Linked DNA regions of Homo sapiens: region 2 is linked to region 1. A link is a loop called in an ENCODE intact Hi-C map of the cell type or tissue named here. Cell type or tissue: Caco-2. All regions are shown on one strand. Each heading gives the region's core, and the rest is flanking DNA. Links, peaks and the distances in the headings are about the cores only. Region 1 overlaps FRA10AC1 (FRA10A associated CGG repeat 1). Region 2 overlaps RBP4 (retinol binding protein 4).

Evidence for each region. A loop is a pair of places that touch in the nucleus more often than their neighbours do. Peaks named below come from ENCODE experiments on the same cell type or tissue, not always from the same donor. Only the 100,000 strongest peaks of a DNase experiment are listed, where the experiment ranks them.
Region 2: it touches region 1 in a loop (2.0-fold over the local background); 3 of 110 quality-filtered maps call a loop at or near these places.

The regions. Positions count from the first base shown.
Region 1 is chr10:93,679,309-93,682,110 of GRCh38, forward strand. FRA10AC1 (FRA10A associated CGG repeat 1) reads right to left here. Exons shown (of 14, transcript NM_145246.5): 11 at 2,172-2,290. Among named protein-coding and RNA genes, the nearest start is that of FRA10AC1, 22 kb to the right of the region's middle. In Caco-2, for the core only: a CTCF peak has its summit at 1,319 (motif pointing left); no DNase peak of the experiment used is centred there.
Region 2 is chr10:93,589,964-93,592,765 of GRCh38, forward strand. RBP4 (retinol binding protein 4) reads right to left here. Exons shown (of 6, transcript NM_006744.4): 6 at 1,731-2,149. The coding sequence ends at 2,112. It overlaps FFAR4 (free fatty acid receptor 4), which reads left to right. Exons shown (of 3, transcript NM_001195755.2): 3 at 1-109. Among named protein-coding and RNA genes, the nearest start is that of RBP4, 9.9 kb to the right of the region's middle. In Caco-2, for the core only: no CTCF peak of the experiment used is centred there; a DNase peak (open chromatin) is centred at 1,636.

The sequences.
Region 1 (2,802 bases), core at 299-2,798:
GAACAAAGCAGGCAGAATCTCTGCCTCTTTGGCTTTTACATCGTCATATGTGTAATAATGGAAAGTGTCAGGAGCCATGACAGCATTACAAATGAGAGTCCTAATTTAGATTCAAGGTGGGGGATGAAATCAGGAAAGGATCCTTGGAAATGACATTTAAGAGCTTAGACCTGAAGGATGAGCTGGGATAGAACTGAGAGTTTTAGGAAGAGAAGACACAGCATCCATGTAACCCCTAAAATTGAAAGAGGCTTGACATTTTCCAGAAACTGAAAGGCTACATGGGGGGAGTGTGAACGTGAGGTACAGAGTGGTAAGAAACAAGCCTTGTATAGTACACAAGTTCTGGATCACAGAGAACCTTTTAGCTTTGTCCAGGATTTTGCTTATCAGCCTAAAAACAACAGGAAATCACTGATTTATGGAGAATGGATTAAGAGGAGGGAAGGTGGGATGGCAAGACAGAGGCGGAACCCGTAAGGAGAATATAACAGTAGCCTATAAGAGAAAATATAGTGGTTTGTAGTAGGGTGGAGAGAACTTGAGAAATATATACTCTGGGGGTAAAATTCACAGGACTTGGTGACAAATTAAACATAAATAATAAGGGGAAAGAAAGTATCAAGGATAATCCCCAGATTTCTGATATTAGTTTTTAGGTCAACATAGGTGTCATCTACTGACAGAACACTAAGGGAAAAATGTCTATAAGGAAGATCATGTGCATATGTACGCATAATACGAAGGGTCCAACCTTAGCCCTGAACCTGAGCATTCATCTACCTGATCTACTTTGATTGTACTGAGTAACATTTTATAAAGTAGAGACTAGTTCTTTCATTTGGAATACGCAGTGATTAACATGGTATCACAGTTGTGATAAGAATGAACATATAATACAATGAGGGCAACAAATTTCTTAAGTGACATATTAAATGTTTTACTAGCATATAAGGATAAATAAGTTTTTAAAACTCAAAACATATTTTTAACATTTATTGGTTAAAATTTACCTTAGAGTGGAAAATAATTAAGATAGAGACAAAAAAGGCATTCTGCTACAAATGCCATCTCTCAATAAGCAATAAAATAACAATATCTTCCTCTCACCATCTATCAATTTTACGAAGTCTAAAGGTTGGTGACACCATATACTTGAAGCTATGGGAGTAGACAGTATCACAAGGGCACACAGATTTAAACTCTGCTACATAATGAATATATTACCATGTGCAAGAAGAAGTAAATGCTTCTAAGCATGCAACATAGCTAATGATCTTCATAGCTGGAGCAAGAGAGCCCTCTCCTGTCCAAATATTATATTAACATTGGCTTGAATCTAATTCAATTACCTATCTAGATTAGTCTGATTCACTATAAATTACAGCCGATTGACTCTACTTTATTATGGGCTAAAAAAAGCAACTAGAAGTAACCTTCATAATAGCTAATATGTGCCAAGTACTATGCAAACTGCTTAATGAATTATCTCGTTTCAACTTCTGAACAATTCTAAAAGGAATCAAGACCATTTTACACATGAAGAAATTGAGTCTTAGCGAGCTTAAGGACTGCTAAAGAAAAAGCAGGCAGTTCTAAGTATAGGTGCACAGCACCATGCTAGGCTCTGAGAACACAGATATATGACAATCTTTCTCATTTCTAGAAACTCATAAACTAGTAAAAAAAGTCACACAGGCCATTATAAATAAAATCAGTGTTACAATTTTATATTGATTTATAGATTATAGACTGTTTAAAGGCACTGATCAAAGTCCCTTTCACATTCTTATTTGAGTTTCCACAATAAGCTTGACCAGTATGAAGGCCAGGTATGCACCTCACCCCTATACACATAAGAAAAATAAAGCAGTTCAGTGACTGATGCAAAGTAACAAGTCTGTAGGTGACAAAGCCAGGAATTAGAAAACTGTTGGCAATATTATACTATCTGCCAAAAATGAACTAAAATTAACCCTTAATTAATTTAGAGGAGTTCTTAAAACTCCTGTAAGTCACTTTAAGTTCATATCTAAATTCTCAGCCAGTTTCCTCTCAACTACCATAAAATGAAATTCTCAATGCATTCACCAATTAGATGAATGAAATATGGCAGATTATATTTCATGCTCACAAATGTGAGTAGATGCCTTATCTTAATTTCCTTTTACCTTTATCTTTTTTCTTGGAGGCCTCTTCTGCAGAAGATAATCTGGATTTTTTATGTGATGACTCTTCACAGTCTTTTTTGGTTTTATCTTTTCTTTTTTTTGACTTGATTTCTTTTCTCCTTTGTGTTAAACAATATAAAATTAAAGTTAACTTTTCCAACTGACCTTTTCAAAAATAACCATCATATGAACAAAAAACCAAAATCAGTTAAAATACTTATTTTTTAAATGTGATTTATATAATAAGGAACGTTAAGTGAGACTGTAAATATTTTATGCTTGTATATTAATTAAAATCATTCTATAAGATAATGAAGTCTTAACACTGACACAAATAATTACTTTCTATAAGTTCTGTATACGACCATAGTAAATACAAATTATAATTGTATTTGTTTCTTTCTTTCTATATTCTATCACTTAGCCATTTAAAACTAAATTACAAAAAAAAGCCTCATTTCCCTTCACATAATCCATATCCACCTACATGTTAAAAAAACACAAAGAAGAAGAAACTGCTGAACAGCTCTAAGCCACCAGTAAATAGAAATTTCTACTCTTAAGAATAAAGGAATATAGTAGAAGCATAATGGAATGAAAATGGAAAGGGCTTATTGTTAATTCATATATC
Region 2 (2,802 bases), core at 303-2,802, 89 kb before region 1:
CTTCTGAAGTCAGATTCATGGATATCACAAGCTCGAAGACAAACGAACAGAGATGTTTTGCTCACTTTAGTTAATAGATTTGATCAATTAAACCTGTTTTTGGAAGTGATGTGTGGCTATCTTATTGAAGCGGCATTGCTGTCTGGGGTAAATAACCGGGGTTTGTCATCTTGCGCCAAGAGGATTAAGGACACGGACATATGTGGGTGGGTTAAGGAACAGAATGTTTAATAGGCAGAAGAAAGGAGAGAGGAGAGCAGCTCTCTCTCTCGTGAGACAGAGGCATCTGAAAAGGGAAAAGTGGTGGACCACAGCGTATTTTATAGGCAGGCTTGAGGAGGTGGTGTCTGATTTACATAGGGCTCACAGATTGGTTTGACCAGGTGTGACGTTTACGTAGTGCACGAGAAAGGCTGGCCACCCCACCCAAATCTGATTATGCAAATGGACTTTCCACTTGGCCATCTTGTCTTCTCCTTACTGCACTCATAGCTGGCAAAAAGAGAAGACGGAGCCGCCATTTTGAACATGCTTAGTCTTAGGTAGTACATTCCAATGGACACAACTGCTGGCATTCACCCATGCAAGCTTCCAACTTGCTTGTCTATGTCTGCAGCACGATTTTACAGCTGCTTTTTGTTAGAAAAGGATTTAGGGGCTGCTTTTCATTAAAAGGAAAATCTTACCAAGGACTTCCATACCCTCACTATCTGCCCGAGTAATTTCTTTTTAACTCCTATATCATTATGGTTCTCTGAGGTTGTCAAACTGAAGCTGCGGAGCAAGGCTCTGACAGCCTGTGGTTCCGTGAGAGAGGAAGGCAAAGCTCTCCCATGCACATCACCTGTCTCCTCTGTCTTTGGTGGAGAACACTAGCATGGGGCCCCCGGGAGCCTCCCACGGTCCCTGGATATTCCAACACCCAGGCGGAGATCTGTGACCCTTTCCTCACTCCCAGTGCATTTCATAGACATCAGCCTGGCATCACCGGTTTCACAGCTCCCCAGAGCTCTAAGGGACATTGCCTAATTGAATCCTCACTGCAGCCCATCAGGCAAGGACTATTTTCCCTTATCTCCCAAGAAAAGAGTGAGGCTCAGATAAGCCTTGTAACCAGCCCCAAATCCACAGCTAATATATATCTGAAGCAGATTTGCACTTACACCAAGACCCTCTGGTACCAAAGCCTTGCTGCTTTTTTCAAGATGAGAAATGGAGGCCCCTGGGAACGCCTGGAAAACTGAGGCAAGTGGCCTTGCACCCATACACTAGGGTTCCCACGTGCTGCTAATGATGCAGGATGCTGGTGCTCTGTCCCAGCCCCTGCAACTCACCCCCTACCCAGCCCCTCCCTGCATTCCGGGTAGGGGGTGCTCTGATCTTTCCTATAGAATGAGATTCCAGAGCCCCATCTTCGAATTTCCCCAGAGGCCTCCCTCCTCCCCATCAACATTTTGCCTACACCTGAAAGAGGTGAGCTGCATGCTAGAGACAATAAAGGGCTAAGGAGTGTTTCCTAGAGCTCACTTTGTCCCCTGTGGCTCAGCCTCTCAAATCCAGCACTGGTGAGCTGCCAGCCCGCCCACCTCACTCACAGGCCTAGGGCTGACTGAGGACTTGGGCTCACTGGACTGACCTGTCTACTCACTTCCTCTTTTGGCACCAGTGCTTTGGCCAGGCTGGTAGGTAAGGCTTCCCTAAGTTAAAGAGGAAACTTCCTTTTCAGGAAGTTGGGAGAAGCCAGTATTTAATAATGGAGATTAGGCACTAGAACAGGCCAAAGGTCAGAAAGAGCCACGTGCTCCTGGTATAAAGAAGCGCACCCCACCCATCCGTCTGCAGCACAGACATAAACACAAATGAAAACTAAAATCACAGGACACGGGTGACTATAGTTTAATGAATCAGAGTCTGGAATCTTAAGCCCCAGAAACTTTCAGGAAAGGCAAGCAGATTCACTGACCCCCACGTGTATCTTTATGTGTAATGAAGGTTTTATGGGAACTGAGGGAAGATGGGGAGAGAAGGGCAAATTAAACTCCTAAGATAAATAGAGCTGAAGACTGAGAGCTAATCAGAAGTTCTCAGATGAAACTAGATTCTTGATATTGCTACAAAAGGTTTCTTTCTGATCTGCCATCGCAGTAACCTGGAAAATACAAAACAAAGCCATTAACGACAGAAAGTGGACCCAGTTTTTATGTAGATAATGAACATCATGATGGCCTTAGAGCTGGCTTCATTCAAATGCTTCTTAATTCAAATGCATCACAGCAGATTGCAACCCTTACGGATACAGGTGGCTGTAATTCATAAACACCTTCAAGGCTGTTTCTGAAACCCACTGAATTTTCTCTGGACGTAATGGGGGTGGAGAGAATATGACTTGCTGGATGAACAGGGCTTCCTTTGATTTCTCTTAAGTCTGCCTTATTGCATTTCAAAGTGTCGGAGGCCACCCTCAGCTTTCAGGAAGTGGGAGCCAAGGCAGCCTGACCTGGGACACACTGGTGATGGTTTTATAAAGTGCTTCTATGTCTCATGTCATGTGTCACCAGATGGTGTGGCACAAGGGACTTCAGAGTCACAAAACTCTAGGTTTGCATCCAACTCAGCTACCTATTAAAGATTTAGGGCAACTTTCTTCCTCATTGTCAGCCTCTGTTTTCTCATCTGTACAATGTGCATAATCTGCTTCCTACGGTGCCCTGCTGTGGTGGAATCCTTGCTGGCCCTACATTTAATTTTGAAGGGTGAAGCTTCAAAATCAATTTGATTTTGGTCTAAGTTCCCATCTGTTTG